Linked DNA regions of Homo sapiens: region 2 is linked to region 1. A link is a loop called in an ENCODE intact Hi-C map of the cell type or tissue named here. Cell type or tissue: A673. All regions are shown on one strand. Each heading gives the region's core, and the rest is flanking DNA. Links, peaks and the distances in the headings are about the cores only. Region 1 overlaps LINC01280 (long intergenic non-protein coding RNA 1280). Region 2 has its middle 48 kb from the start of RPL37A.

Region 1 (9,254 bases), core at 574-8,573:
TGTGCACCAGGAGCTGTTCTTCCTTGGAAAACTTCACCTCCCCGTCCCCTGAGACAGGAGGGCAGCCAGCTTATGGCTCCTCTGTGGTCCCAATTCTGTATTATTGTTCGTCTACCATCAACTAAATGCCTTTTCTTGGTTGTTGTTTATTTTGGTAAAGATACGCATACCATAAAAATAAGTTGCAATAGCCATTAACTTGGGTTAATGGCATGCTCACTCCACAAATATCACAGAGGCTATAGGCAGGAGACCAACAGAGCCTCAGTCCTGGTTGTAGAGGACTGGTTCATAGAGACAACATTGAATTGATATACCATTTCTGAGCATGATCCCACATGGGCAATGCCTCACTCTACCCCATCCCTAAACTCTGCCCCAGCCCCAGGCAAGTGACAAACCATCAGAGAGTGAGCGTCTACCCCTCACGATGTCTTACCAATGTGGGAAATGGGGAAAAGGGGCACATGGGGTTCTGGGGTTCAGTGAAGCTCAGAAGATTGGCTTTCGAGACTCACAGGCTTTAGGCTTATTCTCAGAAGTATAGTTTTTATCTTCAGTATGTCTAACCAAACAAATTCCTCACTCCTTAGGGCTAAACTACTGAAACCAAACATTTCCTCTACACGCTATTCTTCTGGACATCCGTATCAATGATCCGTCTATTGTTTGGATCCCTGAAAGCACCACAAAGGGATGTTTGTTGCAATTCAGGAGTGGGCTCTAGCTCACTCCCTATAATCTCCATCAATACCTTCCCTAAGTGAATTCTCCCAAAATCGAAGATAAGACAATTGTCTTCTTAGCAAACATAGCTTCGAGATACATCCACAGGATGATCTTCCCACCAGACTGCCCCCTCTCCTCTCTGAGTACTGGATGCACTGCTACCCTAAAGGCGCAGCCATACCATCAACTGCTACTTAAGGCTGTAACTTTGCATCAGAGCCCACCAGGCAGCTGTGTCAGCTTCAGTCATGCTCTGATTGCACCCTCTTTACCCTCTTTACCTGCTTCCCTCCCTTGAGTCAACCTTTCATGATCCTTGGGATGTGCCCCAAGATAAAGCAGCCCAAGGCAATGGTGGGGCACATGGAGTATAAATACTGGAACTGAAATTCACTAGCCATGCCACATTGTCCAAGTCACTTTCCCTCTCTGTTCCTCTCAGCTCTTTCATAGTTGAATGAGGCCACTGGAACCAATAATCTTCCAATTCCAGGTCTATAGGTCCATGGTGGTGTTGCTTTGATACCTCCATAATGTGTCCAAATGCCACAACAACCAGCCCATTGTTGGGTCTCCAGCCATTGGGACGTTTTCATCCCCTGACTTCCTGCTTTGCTCTTTTTTGCCCATGCTTAATCATAGCTCATCTTGATCATCCGCACGTGGAATCTGCCATTCCCTGGACTCGTCTCTCAGATGGCAAAGTGGTTCTGGAATCTGATTGGGTCCTAAGTTTTGCTCTGTTTTGTTGTTACAAATCATGCCCTTTAATCTAAGCTGACTCTCACTGTTGCTAAGGACCCCTTTTACGTATCCCTGAAGAACCATTATTACACACCTCAGCTTGTCTATTGCGAACATTTTTTAACCCAACTTCCCATCTCTAGCAGATGCTCTCAAGCTGGATCCATACCTTCTCAGCTTGTGCTCTGTCCAGGCATGCTTCCAACCACCTGCGCCTGGCTGCCAGAGCGGCTGTGTCCATGGCACTGCCCCCTAATGTGACCCTTAGAAGCACCCCCAAACCAAACACTGGTGGGAGCTGGCGGATCAATGAGCCGGCTTTCTCACCTTTCTAGAAGGATACTTTTGAGAGGTGTGTTCTGTGCTGGTTTCTGGAGTTCTCCACTGGACAAAGCTGCAGACACCATGGCAGACACTGGCCTGAGAGGGCATCCTTTGCTGAGCACCTTCCCTTCCATCTCATCTCTCCACTCCCTTACGGTTGCTTCTGGAATCAATTCCCACGTAAACTAATTGTCCCAAATCCTCATCCTGGAGTCTGTTTTGGGATACCCAAACCAAAACACCATCTCTCTTCCATCTCTATCTCTCATAGCCAATAACCTCATATCCTATTTTGTGGGGACATAAGGCTGGTTGAGTTTATGGGGAGAGCTGTATAGCCTTACTCATGTGCCTCTGTATCCAAACCTTAAAACTTTGTAGGGTCTTGCTTAACCACTCTCCCCACCACTCAGCTTTTTTTTTTTTTTTTTAATCGCCTTTATTTCTTTTCTCTACTGGCATGTTTCTTTCTGTCTTTAACCTGTTGGGAAGGAAAATACACCTTTCCTTGAACCTGTTCCATAACCTACCGACCTTCCCTCCCCTCAGAAGCATCTCCCTGGAATTGTGAAGGCTCTTCACCTTGGCATGACCTACCCATTCCTCCTTCCTTTGTGACCTGGTTTCCATCCAGGTCACTCTGGTAGTGCCATGGCAAGATCATCACTGCCACCTCATTTTCCAAATCCACTAGCCTTTTCTTATCCTCATCATATTTTCCTTGACTGTTTATCTTTTGCCTCACTTTAACCTGTTTGTTATACTTGGCGTTGGGTAATATTGTGAAACCCCATTGCAATCACATCACTCTCCTGGTTACAAGTTTTTGAGGGTGCCTACTGGTAAAGGGATTAAAGCTGTTTTCTTAATTCACACATTTCATCTTCCATGGATGAACTCTAGCTTTTCAGCTCATCTTGCAAGCCCTCCACTACAGGTAATTGGTCTACTAATGAGCCTCCAACTATCCAATATCCATTTTTGCCTCCCAGAGATACCTTAAGCCAAAATGCCCTCATTTCTCCTTCTTACTTTTTTTCATGTCCCCACCCAGGGCAATTTTATCCTGATTTACAAAGTCTTTCCCATTTTCTCCCAGCCCTGCTTCCTTATCTAAGCCCTCATGGGCATTCATTGCCTTGGCCTATTCTTTCGTACTTTCCTATTTCCTTCGTCAAGTGTGTGCCCTTTCTCTTCAATAAGACAGGGACTGTTTATAACCCTAGAACCTGATCCATGGCATTCCATGTATGTTTGCTGATGATGACAAAGATAAAATAGAATGTCTAAGTCAGTGTCAAAGAAGTCACATACTGCTGGGTGCGGTGGCTCACACCTGTAATCCCAGCACTTTGGGAGGCTGAGGTGGGTGGATCATGAGGTCAGGAGTTTGAGACCAGCCTGACCAATATGGTGAAACCCCGACTCCACTAAAAATACAAAAATTAGCCAGGTGTGGTGGTGGGTGCCTGTAATCCCAGCTATTTGGGAGGCTGAGGTAGGAGAATCGCTTGAACCCAGGAGGCAGAGGTTGCAGTGAGCTGAGATCATGCCACTGCACTCCAGCCTGGGTGACAGAGTGAGACTCCCACTCAAAAAAAAAAAAAAAAGAAAGAAAGAAAGAAAGAAAGAAAAAAAAAGTCATATACTTGCCCTCCTGCAGCTTAGCCTCTGGCAGATGGAAGACTGAAGAGCTTCTCCCATCAGAGGTGGCTGGAACACAGTTGTGAGGGTGTTATCTTTGGAGCCTCCTCCCTTTTCCCTCCATGGGCATCACACCAGGCTCCCCCCTAGGTTTACTCCAGCAGAGCCTGGTCTCAGCCTATTGTTTATGACATCTCTTTGGAGACTTTTGGGAAGGGTGACACCCAAATTATCTTATTAAAGACTTTATTTTTATTTTTATTTTTTGAGGCCGAGTCTCATTCTGTTGCCCAGGCTGGAATGCAGTGATGCGATCTCGGCTCACTGCAGCCTCTGCCTCCCAGGTTCAAGCAATTCTCGTGCCTCAACCTCCTGAGTAGCTGGGATTAAAGGCGCCCACCTCCATGCCCAGCTAATTTTTTTATGTTTTTAGTAGAGATAAGGTTTCACCATGTTGGCCAGGCTGGTCTCGAACTCCTGGCCTCAAGTGATTCACCCACCTCGACCTCTCAAAATGCTGGAATTACAGGTGTAAGCCACCGTGTCTAGCCCCAAATTATCTTTTGATAGATATACCCCAACACCCCGAAAGGGAAAGAAATTTGTCCAAGGCCATGTGCTAATAAGTGGCAGAGTCAAGACTGGAATTCTCCTCTCCTCTATCCCAATCCAGGGGGCTTTTTCCCAGGCCTGGGTGAAAATTCAACTTCACCCTGTGCAGGAGGCAACAGGAGTCTTTGCATTATCTAGGCAAAGACTACAGCTTTGGAGGCAGCTGGGCCTGTCACTTACTAACTCTTTGACCTTGGGGTAATAATTTAATTTTTCAAATCCCAGTTTCCTCAGGCATAAAAGTGGGCATAATACCATCTATCTCAAAGAGTTATTGTGAGAATTAAATTAGATGGCATATAGAATTTTACATTGGGAGGAGGTATGGCATTTTGTTGAGAAGACGGGCTTGGGTTTGAACCTTGGCTTTGTAATTTCTTGGTGGTATAACCTAGGGGGAATTATTTGACTTCTGAGAGAAAGACCTCAGTTTCCTTATACGTAAAATGAGGATAATAATAACTGTACTTCATTTATAGGAATAAAGGAGATAATGTGTAGCCAGTGCTCAGCAGGGTGCCTGGCACATGGGGAAACTTCTGCTCTTATGGATGATCACACTATGTCAGGCGCATGGCAGACTTCCAGAGAATGTTAGTTTCCGGTTTCCTTTGCGAGCAAATACTATAAACAGGATAATGGGAAACACATTTTAACAACGAGAGACAGACAGAGAGAGAGAAACGTTTTCTGGGACTTTAGGGCAACTTAGGCAACCACTGTTCCTAATTACCAGCTCTGTCGTGTTATTTGTGTTTGTGCTTCTCTCCTGCACTAACCTACGAGCACCCTCAGGGTGGAGTCATGGCTATTTATCTTTGCTTTCCCAGCAGGCAAACAGTATCAGGTACATAGTGGGCGATCAAAAATGTGTGCTGAATCATTGTCATAATTGGCTTTTTAGGAAAAATAATGGAAGCAGTACATGAAAAAGGAAATGCAAAGTAGCATGAATATGTATTTGGTGGAATGTAAATATAAGATAGTAACATCCTAGAGAGCTTTCTGTTTGTCAGGGACTGTGAGTGTGTAATGATGTGTTCAGTTCTGGCCACAAATCCTACAAGGTGTGTACTATTATTATCCCCATTTTATGGATAAAGAAATTGGGGCACAGAGAGGTTAAGAAACTTGTTGGAGGTTATATAACTAGTGAGCAGTAGAACTGCATTGGAATCCAGGTGGCTTGGCTGCAGAGACTGGTCTTCTAACCAGTATTCTGTACTCCCCTCCTTACGATTAAGCACTAAATTAGCCTCGGGCAGTTGTGAAGGTTAAATGAATGTAAACCACAATGCCCATCACATAGTGAATGCCCAGTAACCATTAGCTCTTTACCAAAAAAGTCCCACCTACCCACATAGCTCAGGCCACCAGAGATCTGGCAAGCTTGTAAGGCCAGAGGGATTAATTCTGCACAAGTGTTTGCAATAGTAACAGGGATTCCTTTAAAAAGCAGTTTTGCTGACTAATTAATTAACTGAACTCCCCTTGCACCTTCTACTTCCGTCTCTGCGCCTGTAATCCACACCATCTGGCAGTACAATTCTTTGTGTGGATATCTGTCTCTCCAACAGGACAGAAGAGATCTGATCATGTCTTATTAATTTTTCCATTTCCTGCCGTGCCTAGGACAGTGCTTGGCACAAAATAAGCATTCCATAAATAGTTGTGGAATTTTTGAGCTAAATTAAATATTCACAGTGGAAAAACAGGAATGAAATAGTCCATGAAAAGGCAGAAAGTAATCTGTAGCATCACAGTGCCAATGATTTATAAGATTTGATGCCTCCTTTTCATTAGGCAAATAATATATGTCCATGGTAGAAAAATGAGAAAATATAGATAAGCAAAGAAGAAAATGTTGAAATTGCCAATGATTCCGTTGTTAACACCTTAGTTTCTTTCTTTCTACTTCTCTTTAATGATAGGCAAACTCTTACAGGCTCGAGGTTCAAAGAACGATTCCCTTATAAGCAAATGCTTTTTCTTTTTAGAATAACTTTATGGAGGTGGACTTACATACCATTACATTCACCCTTAGGGAGTATTCAGTTTGATGACTTTGATTATTTATTTATTTATTTTTGAGACAGCGTCTCACTCTGTCACCCAGGCTGGAGTGCAGTGATGCAATCATAGCTCACTGCAGCATCAAACTCCTGGACTCCAGTGATCCTTCCACTCAGCCTCCTGAGTAGCTGGGACTATAGGCTCATACCTCCACGCCTGGCTAATTTTTAATTTTTTTTTTTGTAGACAGCATCTCACTATGTTGCCAAGGCTGGTCTCAAACTCCTGGCCTCAAGTGACCCCAAAGTGCTGGGATTGGCTGGGCGCCAGGGCTCGCGCCTGCAATTCCAGAGCTTTGGGAGGCCAAGGCGGGCGGATCATGAAGTCAGGAGTTTGAGACCAGCCTGGCCAACATGACAAAACCCTGTCTCTACTAAAAATACAAAAATTAGCTGGGGGTGGTGGCACGTGCCTGCAGTCCCAGCTACTCAGGAGGCTGAGGAAGGAGAATGGCTTGCCCCAGGAGGTGGAGGTTGCAGTGAGCTGAGATTATGCCACTGCACTCTAGCCTGGGCAGCAGAGTGAGACTCCATTTCAAACAAACAAACAAACAAACAAACGAACAAAAAACAAAGTGCTAGGATTACAGACATGAGCCCTTGTGCCTGGCTGACTTTTCGTATAATAAATTGATACATTTGTGCAACCATCACCACAATTTAGTTTTCAAATATTTCCATGCCTCCTAATGGGAAAATTTTTAAATTTAAGCATTTTAGATAAGCTTAATAGAAGAGCGCCCTGTGAGCTAAAACCATCTTTCTGCAGATTCATACCTGAATTACCCAGCAAGGTGGAGCACTGTGTGCCAAGACTGGGAGCCAGGAAACCTGGGCGGCTTGGTGTTCTGAATTTCTCCATGTCCTTAGAAAGTGGCTTTACTTCTCTTCCTACATCTTCCTGGGTCCCCATTAGGGAGGCAGAACTTCCCATGTCCTGACTTATCAGGTAATTTTAATTTTTGCATTACATATTCACTTCTTTTCTCTCTACTCGTTTTTTTTTTTTTTTGTCCTTTCTCCACTTTCCTCTCCCATCCCCCATGGCTGAGACAGGTTGCAGCAGCTCATCCATTGGGCATCTTTGGGCATCTCTGGGCATGTCTTCACTGAGACACCAGCTCCATTTTCTTCCACTCCGATCTTCCTCGATTCTGGTCTCTACCCTGCAACCAGAAGGAGCCTAGTCCAAACCTAATCAGAGCCTGTCGCTCCCCTGCTCAAAGCTCTCCCATGGCTTCCCATCCCACCTAGCATAAAATGCAGACTCCTTGGCATGACCTTCAAGATACCTGCCCAGTCATCCAACCTCATCTGCTAGCACTCTCTTCTCTGTTCACTTTCCCTGTCACGAGGGTCTACTTGCAGGTCCTAGAACATGCCACATTTGTTTTCACCCCACAGCCTTTGCACTTGCTGCTCTCCCTCATTTACTTACTTTCTCATTTCACTGGTCTCTGCTCAAATGTCACCTCCTTGGGGAGGCCTTCCTTGGCTACTGATGGAGTGCAGGACATGCTACCCTTGTGGGAAATACGGGGTAGCTACAAATGCTACACCTTGTACACCTTCACCCCCATGCTACAAATGTAGCACCTTGGAATTCACTCTCTGACCTTCTCCCACTCCCTTTTTTTTTTTTTGGAGATGGAGTTTCACTCTGTCACCCAAGTTGGAGCGCAGTGGCGCGATCTCGGCTCACTGCAACCTCCGCCTCCCAGGTCCAGGCGATTATCCTGCCTCAGCCTTCCAAGTAGCTGGGACTAGAGGTGCCCACGACCACGCCTGACTAATTTTTGTATTTTTAGTAGAGATGGGATTTCACCATGTTGGCCAGGATGGTCTCGAACTTCTGACCTCATGATCTGCCCGCCTTGGCTTCACAAAGTGCTGGGATTACAGGAATGAGCCACCGTGCGCAGCCTCTGCCATCTTTCTGTGTGAGAGCTGGCCTTTAAATAGTTCCCTGACTTACCACCCCTGAAAGTAGGTCATAAGACCCTCATGTGATAGGTATCCTGCCCTATACCCAGAGAAAAGGAATGAAGACAGAGAGATGCCAAGAAGAATCTAAACAAACAGGCCTTGCTAAGTTTCCCCCACTTTCTCACCATTAGACCACACTACCTTTGTCCAATCATAATTTACATAACTGTCCATTCTTCATCAAACCTAAACATAAAAATACACAGTTTTTTCTCTCTTTGGGTCTTCACTTCTGAAGACTCCTGTATCACATAAACATATTAAATCGGTACAGTTTTTCCCTTGTTAATCGTTCTTTGTTATAGGGGAGTCAGCCATGAACCTTGGAGCAGGTAAGGAAAAGCTATTACTTTTTCTCCCCACACTACTCTGTCTTAGCATGGCCTAGCCCTCCTCCACCATCACTCCCCACCCATTTGCCTTGCTTGCTATGTTCCTTTTTGTAGCAGGATCTGCAGTTATATCATAAGCTCAACATTCATTGAATGAATGAATAATTGGTTAACACACAATTTGCTTTGACTTATGAAGATACACCCATTAAAAAGCGTGACCCAGCTGGGTGAGGTGGCTCATGCCTGTAATCCTAGTACTTTGGGAGGCCAAGGTGGGTGGATCACCTGAGGTCAAGAGTTTGAGACCAGCCTGGCCAACATGGTGAGCCCTCATCTCTACCAAAAATACAAAAATTAGCCTGGCATGGTGGTGGGTACCTGTAATCCCATCCCAGGTACTCAGGAGGTAGAGGCAGGAGAATTTCTTGAACCAAGAAGGCAGAGGTTGCAGTGAGCCAAGATCACGCTATTGCACTCCAGCCTGGGCAATAGAGCAAAAAAACTCCATCTCAAAAAAAAAAAAAAGTGTGACCTGAAGGATCTGAATATGTGACAGTGCTATGCTTAGGATGTTCATGTCAATGTTCGTGTCCCCTCCAACACTCATGTTAAAACTTCATCCCCAGTGCAACAATATTAAGAGGTGAGGACTTTTGGAGATGGTTAGGCCATGAGGGCTCTGCCATATGTACCTTGTAAAAGGGCTTGAGGGGGTAAGTTTGTCCCTTTCACCATGTGAGGACATCACGTTTGTCCCCTTGGAGGATGCAGCAACAAGGTACCATCTTGGAAGCACAAACTTGGCCCT
Region 2 (9,254 bases), core at 319-8,318, 50 kb before region 1:
GAAACCCTGTCTCTACCAAAAATACAAAAATGAGCCAGGTGTGGTGTCATACGCCTGTAATCCCAGCTGCTCAGGAGGCTGAGGCAGGAAAATCGCTTGAACCTGGGAGGCGGAGGTTGCAGTGAGCTGATATCATGCCACTGCACTCCAGCCTGGGCAAGAGAGTGAGACTCTATCTTAAAAAAAAAAAAAGATAGATAGATAAATGGCCTTGAATTTCTAGATAAAAATGCAACATCCCAGCTCTCCTGACAGTGAGACTTGAGGCAGGTAGGTGTGGGCATCTCAAGGAAGTGAGGCATTTTTCTTCCCTGAAAATTCTTCAGTCCAAAAGAGGCCTGTGGTTACGGGGTGTGGTTACGGGGTGGACAGAGGACCTGTGGTGGGGCTGCTAACCCAAGAGTAGGCTTTGAGATGCGGCAGCCCAAAAGAGCAGTCCAGAGGAAGGAGATGAAGATTCTTGACTCACTTTGCTGGTTGGCTGCTGGCTTTAGAGTTCACTTGCCTAAAAGTGGATTCCTAAAGGAGGAAAGCAGCCCTTAAAATCCATAGCATCTTCCATTTGACAGCAACTTCCAGCTTGCAAGGTGCTACCTCGTCTTCTCATTGGATTCTTACAATATGAAGGCAAAGTTATCATTCTCACTTTAGATGAAAACACTGACTCAGAGAAGTTAAGTGACTTGCTCAAAGTCACCCAGCTGGCTAGCAGCAGGGCCAAGGCCGGAACCTAGGTCTCTTGAGTCCTACATGGAAATCCTTTATCTTGACACAACTGTCCATGGACAAAGGAACCAGTAGAGGTGCTGCTAGAAGTTGCCTTGTTGTCTCCGGGGATGTGACCCCATCACAACTCTAGGCTTGCCCTGACTGGACTATACAAAACTCTATTTACTTCGGCACTCATTTTAAGAAAGGCCACATGACACAGTTCTATCTGATAAGGTAGGAATGGGGTCTGCTGAAGAGCCTATGGGAAAGCCTCTCTCGCTCCTAAAGAGAGCCACAGGAAAAGGCAGTCTCTACTTCTCTGATTGTTGTGCCTAGAACATGAGGACTGGGACTGCTGTCGCCAACTTGCCACTTGGAAGAAGCCAGCACACGGAAGAGGGATGCACAAGGAGATGAGCGTCCAGGTCTCTGACGGCATCACCCAGCCAACACTGAGGCCCCAGCTGCCCAGGCTGCACGGGCCAGGCAGCATGCTCAGACTTCCGACATGGCGCGGTATGGAAAATAAAAGGGTCAGACAATCTCAAGTCTCCTCCTTAAGAGTTAAGACAATATCCTCAGAGGGTCCTCAGTGGACTCCCCTCATGGCTTTCTGGCCAGCTCTGGATCCCATGGCTACTCCAAACCAGGCAATAGCGAAGAGCATGGGAGTGCCATTATTGTTTTACCCCAGTCAGGGTGAAAACAGCAAGTGCTCTGTAAACACAACTGTTATTATGTGACAGGCACTGTTCTAAGTGCTTTACATGTATTATCTCGCTTAACAACCTTAACGCTCTAAGAGTACTGCTAATATCCTCATTTTATACATGAGAAAATTGAAGCACAGTTTTTGTTTGTTTGAGATGGAGCCTCACTCTGTCACCCAGGCTGGAGTGCAGTGGCGTGATCTCGGCTCACTGCGACCACTTCCTCCTGGGTTCAAGTGATTCTTTTTTTTTTTTTTTTTTTTTGGAGACGGAGTCTCACTCTGTGTCTCGGGCTGGAGCGCAGGGGCGCAATCTCGGCTCACTGCATGCTCCGCCTCCCAGGTTCACGCCATTCTCCTGCCTTAGCCTCCTGAGTAGTTGGGACCACAGGCACCCGCCACCACGCCCGGCTAATTTTTCTTTCTTTTTTTTTTGTATTTTTAGTAGAGACGGGATTTCACCACGCTAGCCAGGATGGTCTCCATCTCCTGACCTCGTGATCCGCCCATCTCGGCCTCCCAAAGTGCTGGAATTACAGGCGTGAGCCACCGCGCCTGGCCTCAAGTGATTCTTGTGCCTCAGCTTCCTGAGTAGTTGCAATTACAGGAGTGCACCACCACACCTGGCTAATTTTTCTATTTTTAGTAGGGACGGAGTTTTACCACATTGCCCAGGCTGGTCTTGAACTGCAGAGCTTAAGTGATCCACCTACCTTGGCCTCCCAAAGTGCTGGGATTACAGGTGTGAGCCATTGTGCCCAGCCGTTTGCTTGCTTTTTTAGAGAGACAAGGTCTCACTCTGTCACCCAGGCTGGAGTGCAGTGGTGCGATCATAGCTCACTGCAGCCTTGATCTCTCCAGCTCAAGCAATCCTCTCACCTCAGCCTCCAGAGTAGCTGGGACTACAGGTGTGCACCGCTACACCTGACTAATTAAAAAAATTTTTTTAGCACAGATGAGGTTTCACTATGTTGCCCAGGCTGGTCTTGAACTCCTGAGCTCAAGTGACCTTCCTGCCTTGGCCTCCCAAAGTGCTGGGATGCACAGAGTTTAAATAATTTGCTCAGGGACCACACAGCTAGGAAGCGGCAGAACTAAGTTTTGAACTCAGGCTCCAGCACCCAAGCCCTTAAGTACTCACTAGAGCTAAGAATGAGGTCAGTCTCCCAGAAGCACGAGACTATGTAGACTTGAACAAAAAGAGGAGTGGGAGATTTGAGCAAAACTGAACTTCCGTTAGGAAAGAGGAAGGGGAAAATAAATGCTGTTGAGCAGCAGTGTTTGCTGTAGCCTCGCCCTTCAGCTCTTCTGTGTGTAGATTTTCTGTGATGCGAGCTAACAAATATCCCTATGGTTGAGGCCAATTTGAGTGTTTCTCAAACTATTATTTGTAGCCCAACTGTCCTAAGTACAACTGGTTATTGTAAGTGGGAGTGGCCAGAAAAACCTTCTGGGAGGAGAATTATTTGGAGAATAGATAGGATTTAGAGCGAATGGACATTACAGGCTAAGAGAAATACAGGTCAGGTCCAGAAGATAGGGCTGGAAATATAGAATGGGGTCAGGTCTTTGAAGTTCTTGATGCCAGAGGGAGGAGTATGGGCTTTGTTCAGGTGATGAGGTCTGCAGAGGAGCCTTGAGTAGGGAAGTGGTGGGGCATTTATAGAGATCCATCTTCAAGCCCATCAAAGGAAGGAGTGTGCCAGGGAGAGCTGGTTGGCAAGAGGACTTACCTTATGATAAAAGTGTGAATAAGGGCGACAGTATTAGAAATGGAAAGGAAGAGACAGTCCAGGAGATACTGAGAAAAAATAACATGTTGGATCTGATGACTGCTTAGATGTCAGAGAGTGGCATCCAAGGTGACTTTGAAGTTTCAAGCTTTGGTAATAGAAATACGGAAACTGGGAGCTTGCCTGTGAAGGTGGAGGGGAGGGAACCAGATGTGGTAGATTTGGTGTTGGATTTGGAGATTTGAAACCATGGGACAGTCACATGGAATTAATTAGTAATTGGAGACTAGGGTTGCAACACTTGTGACGAATGAGAACTGGAGGTGTCAGGAAGCTGAGGGGATGGCTGGAGTAGATAAGACCTCTGAGAAATGGGATGTAGACAAAGGAGAGAAGACCGCTGCGGTCTGGACCTCAGGAAACATCCAGCATCTTGAGGTCTCAGGAAAGGGGAGGCAATGAAGTGGAGGGAAGATCAGAGATGTAAAAGGGGAACTCAGAAGGCAGGGGAAGAAAACTAGGGAGTCGAGAATTTCAAGAAAAAGGGATCAATAGTGCTAAATCCTACCACTACAGAGAAGTCCAGGTTGCTTACGGTAAATGTTTTGGGTATTTTAAAAGAAGAGGTTTAGAAGACTGTGAACAACCCGATGTGTTTATAGATTGCTTACGGGAATGTAAATTGGCCTAATCCAGTTGGGCAATATGTTTCAAAGGCCTTAAAATATGCAAATTTGCTGACCCAGAAATTATTCAAGGAATATAATCCAAAGATATCATAATTAAAGTTTACTGAGTACTTTCTCAACCATACACAGCGTTAAAAGTGGCATTGTTTTAAGCACTTATATTTATTAACATATTTAATCCCTAAGACAACCCTATAAAGTAAGTATTAATAGATACTTTTTACTATGAAGAAAATGAGGCATGTGGAGACCAAGTCATGTGAGCAAGGTCTAACAAGGAACAAGTTATGACACTGGGATTGAGATTGGGAAGAACAGCTGCAAGACCCTTGTTCTTAACCCCCAGCTAGCCTGCTTCTTGAAATGATTAGAAATTAACACAACGGTCACCCTGAGCGTGTTCATCATAGTGTGATAATAACAGGAAACAATCTAAATGCTTAACAGCTGGAGATGGGCTAAATAAAATGACTTCCAAATGAGGGCATGCTATATAGATGTTAACAATCACATTGTAAAAGAACATGCAATGACATGGGAAAAAGTTGATGATACATTTTTAAGTGGGAAAAGCTGTTTTCCATATTTGGAAAAGCCCACATATGAAAAAAAAGAGAGATTTGTTATTATTCATACGTGCATTCTGCACCGGACTGTCTGCACCCCCGCCAGGTACCCCCTCCCACTCTCACCCTGCCCAGCACTGGAGCCCATCCTCATACCCCAGTCAATTCAGGGCAGTTGTCCCTATGTCTCTGGATTGAAGTGCTGCATATTTTAACAAAGAAAAGATAACTAGGCTGCAGGGTGGAATTCTATGCCCAAAGCGTCATTGTGTTTCTCCTCAAGTCATTCCAGGAGTACTTTCTGGATAAGACCGATTCTTAGGGAGTGTTGACTATTGGAAACAGTTGGGTAAAGCTCATAGGAAGAATATTCCGGATACTTGCTGCCACTTAAGAGTAGGTATGGCGGAGAGGATGGGTCCCCCAAATGTGTGGGATTCTGGAAAGTGCCTGCAGGGAGGTTGTCCTGCTCCTTGGACATGGAAGGTAGGCCAGCACCCCTGCCCCCTGGGGTCACCAGTTTTACATTGCTAGCAGTTAAGCCCCAGGATGATTCAGAAGCCCCACTGAGATCTTCTTGGCTTTCTGTCCTGTGCTTCACCCCAGCTCTCTATCCATGTTCAGGCAAAGCCCAGAGCTGACTGCTTAGAAAAATATTTAATTGAGATTCCTCCTACAGTGCCTATTTCTGTCTCGATAAGGCCTTGGCATGCCATGGGTGGCTAAATATATTGGCTGTTTCCTCTCCAATGCCAACCTAGTTTTTTAAATGTTCCCAAGTGTGTCTGCCCAGCTTTCCCCTGAGAGAGAATTTACAGCATTAGCCCTCTGTGACCTAGAAGAAAAAACAAAACAAAACATAGAAGATGTTAACTTACTTACAGAAGAGAAACCAGGAAATTATACATTTGTGCAGAAGTGTCTTCATTCATGCATTCATTCATTCATTCATTCAGGTCTCTCAAACTCCTCCTGAGTTACTGGCACTGTGCTTAAACATGGGCCACATAGATTGATGGAATTAGACATGATCCCTGTCCTCAAGGTGTTCATAGTCTAGATCTACCTGCAGTACTAAGTGTTAAGTATGGAAGATGCACAAAACAGAGCTGCGAGAAGGGTCTGCAGTGGCCTAGAGGAGGATACTCAGGGAATATTTTCCTAAATAGCAGCATCTCTACCTGTTCTAGTACTTAGGAATTGAGAGAATGGGGAAAGCTAAATAAAGAAATAGCAAGAATATAAAGGCAGATGCCATTTATGAGCATGTTACGTTAGTTTGGGGGCAACAGCTTGGGCATTTTTCCTAGTAGAATTCTTCTGTTGGATGTGATATATGATTCTAAAGTCTTAAGTGCAATTAGTTTTTCTTCTGTATGCTTTTTTTTAAAAATAAAATTTACTAGTGCAGACAAGTGTTTCATAAACATTTTTAGAGTCATAGAACTCTTTTTGCAAACAAAACATCCCAATATTTAAGACCAATAACATCAGAGATGCTGTGGTTGAGGCAGGGGTGGGAGATGCGGAACCAGTTCTGGCCTCCTCCAATCTCTGACCAAGACACCCCAGTGGGATTCCAGGGCTCACTGAGACTGCAGTTGAAACCTACATGTTGAGATGGTGCTTCACACTTCCCAGGCTTTAAGCTAGCACCTCAGTGATCTCTCTTCACCTCCCTTTGGGCCTGTGACTGTTTCCTGCCTCCAGGAGGAGTCTGCAGTTGCTGCTTGATAGCTCTGATGGAGGCTTGTAGCAGGTGGTCTTGGAATGCTTGGGATCACCAAGCCTTGGGAGTAGTCAAGTCGTGGTTCCTTTGATGGAAAAAAGTGGGCTATCATCTGAAAGCAGGAGTGTTGGCAGCCAAGAGGATGAGCACAGTCCGGTGGCACATTACAAATGACTCTGGCCCCATTACTCATTAGGTCCCCCTGGAAGATGTTCTAGGGTGAACAGTCCTCATTTTCCCATCTCCATGGCTGGATAACCTCTCAGTTCATAGATCCCTGCAGACACTTCCTTTCAACATGCCAAGGCCTTTAACATCTCAAATGGGCTTTACTCTTTTCAATGTCAAGTAAGGCAAAGCAGCGAATGGTCTTTCCATTTTATAGGTGGGGAAACTGAGGCCTAGTGTAGTTGGCTCTTTCACAAAAGAATACCGAGACTCACTGTTCAGACTGTGATTGTTCTCTCACACTTTCTCATACTCCTGAGAAGTTCTTTCTGTTCTCCAGCTTTTATCCATTTCATTGATGTAAACCATTTCCTCTGTGTTTGTTTCTTCAAATTGTCCAGAAAAATGTGAAGTTGGACTTCTTTCCCTTCTTAACATTGCATAGAAGGCAGTGGAAGGCAGGGGGTCTGAATGAATGACCCACAGGAGTTGTGGTGGATTACCATCTCTGTTAAAAACAATTCTGCTTTGGTAATCTTGGCAGACGGCTGAACAGTGGACATGATGTTCTTAGAGGGAGGGTGATTTCAGTCCTGGGGGTTCTGTAATTCCCCATATCTTAACATAGGGGTTGGACACAAGGCTTTCCTTTGGGTCTGGGCTCAGCCTTTTCTAGCAGCTTTGCCACTGGTCTGGAACCTTTTAGGGCATTCCAAACCCCCACACCTCTCCCCCCGCCATGGGGCTGGCCTGCAGTCAAGCATCTTCACACTCTGCCGCTTCCATCTGGAACTCCCTTTCTCGATTCCTGATGTTGGCTGCCTCGGGGCCTGCTTGCTATTCTGGTGCCCAGAAGCCAACACAACTTTGCCAGCCAAAGCCATGCTGAACTGCATCAGCAGAGAAGGGTGGGCTTCCTTGGAGTCAGAATGCATGCGCAGGAGGACCCATCCATGGTACCTATGACGATTTATCAAAGAGTTCCTTAAAGAAAGTGAAGAGACGAATCACAGAAGATATTTGGAATATACATAATCCAAGAACAGTATTCTTAAGAGCATCTAAAGAATATCTCCAAGTTACCTTTGGGCCCAATAATTTTAATATTCTCTAAGGTATTGACTCCATCTAAGACATGAGACTTTGCCTGGTTTGGAGTCAGATCCTTTCTAGAAACTCTTATTCTCCTTCAAAAAAGGTGGGAGAACCTGAACACAACATTCGGGAACCACTAACTGATGGCTTCAGGAATCCAACTAACACTCAGGAAACACAGGGGTCGAACACACCTCTGGCTTCCTCGGGACAGCTTGCATAATCTCCTCCTTCCAGGCACACCTAGCTATGAATTCAGCTGAGTTTTTAAGAAACATGAATCTGGAATACAGTGAGAGGAGTGGGTATAATGGAATAGAAGGGGAAGCAGGCCCTCCCGCTAAGGGGTACACACTCTCCAGAGGACACACACACGCAGCGCTCTTGTTCAGGCATCTCACATAAACTTGTCCAAAATGGACCAAATGGCTCTTTCTTCTTCAGGCAACTCCCTTTTCTAACTTCTGGGCCTCCAGTGTTGTTGGCATATTTTGCTTGCTTTCCTGACGCAAACCAAGAGGCATCTGTGATTCCTCTCCCCTTTTATCCGCTGCATCTGAGCAGTGGGTGGACTCCACCACCCTCCCTCTTTTGTGGATGCCCCTCCCACTGGCTCCTCCTTCTCCCACTGGTTGCCTCTTGTCTGGGGAGCGGGGAGGCCTTTAGCATTCCATTCCATAAAGCTCTGATCTTACGGTGTCAAAGCTGACAATGAATACCATTTCAAATGAAATCATGGCCACCTGCCTCTGCCTGGCTTTCCAGTGTCCCCACGCCATGACGCTGGCCCTTCCCTGTCACATCATCCCCACCTTTTAGGGTCAGTCTTTTCTGATCTTCCTATGCTCCCACAAGCATGGGAATCTATTTCTCCCTCCACACCTGAGCCTGAAGTGCCAGCCTCCCCACCCTTCACGGCCATCTCTGTGCAGCCTTCCTGATAGGCTTCCCAGAAGCCCTGCTGATAGGGGCTATCTCCTTTATGCCCTGACTGTTTCCGTGTTGACTATTTCCAACCTAGCACCAATTCTGCAGTTTATTATATACTGCTAAATGTTATCTTTCCACAGGTTGTGATCTTTTTGATGGTAAGGGTCTGGTAATGCCTGTTTGCAGCCTCTCTTAACTGCACACAATGCAAGGATGTGCGTATGGGAGAAATTAACATTTGTTGAGAGCTTTAAGACTTTATCTCATTGAATTCTTTCAACCCTAAGAGTTGGATATTTTTTGTCTCTATTTTATAGATGAGGAAACTGAAGCTTGGAGAAATAGTTTTGCATACACAGCCACTAAGTCGCTGAGTTAGGATTTGAAAGTAGGGCTGCTTATGGTGAAGCATCTTTCACTATTCCATGCCTCTATTCCAAAGTGGGGTGTAGGCTGCTCATAAATTGCATTGAATCAGAAAAAAAATTAGACACACAAAGCTGATATATGTTTAATATCATTGCTAGCACTGAACTCATACATGTTTTTTTATATCACAACCTGAAAGCTTAAATCTCAGACCGATCTACTCTAACACTCTTTTTTCTTTTTTAAAGAAGCTAAGAGCAAGTTTTAAGATTGATGTCTCTTTGAAAATGTCTTATTTATTTTTCTGCAAGCGTGGTTCATCTAAAAATTTTGCTTGGTAGGAAGAGGCCTAGGGGTGTGTGTGTTGTCTTTGAACTGGGTGACCAGGGAGGAGGTTGTGATAGCTGGTAATATGTCTCTTTCAAGGCTGGTGCTGCAGCAGAAAATGTTCCTGCCCATACATAGGATTAGATTGTAATCAAAGGAACAGGGTCATGAAACAAACTTTTGAAATGGAACTCAGATGTTGTAAATACATATACCTTGGCCAGGCTC

Evidence for each region. Hi-C counts contacts between places; a loop is a spot of excess contacts. Peaks named below come from ENCODE experiments on the same cell type or tissue, not always from the same donor. Only the 100,000 strongest peaks of a DNase experiment are listed, where the experiment ranks them.
Region 2: a loop joins it to region 1, with 2.7 times the contacts of the local background. A loop is called at or near these places in 11 of 110 quality-filtered maps.

The regions. Positions count from the first base shown.
Region 1 is chr2:216,591,734-216,600,987 of GRCh38, forward strand. It overlaps LINC01280 (long intergenic non-protein coding RNA 1280), which reads right to left. Exons shown (of 4, transcript NR_110392.1): 2 at 6,903-7,291; 3 at 3,451-3,510. Among named protein-coding and RNA genes, the nearest start is that of LINC01280, 11 kb to the right of the region's middle. In A673, for the core only: no CTCF peak of the experiment used is centred there; DNase peaks (open chromatin) are centred at 4,638 and 5,538; H3K4me3 peaks cover 724 bases; H3K27ac peaks cover 3,358 bases.
Region 2 is chr2:216,542,156-216,551,409 of GRCh38, forward strand. No RefSeq gene overlaps it. Among named protein-coding and RNA genes, the nearest start is that of RPL37A, 48 kb to the left of the region's middle. In A673, for the core only: no CTCF peak of the experiment used is centred there; DNase peaks (open chromatin) are centred at 3,446, 3,826 and 4,256; H3K27ac peaks cover 3,259 bases.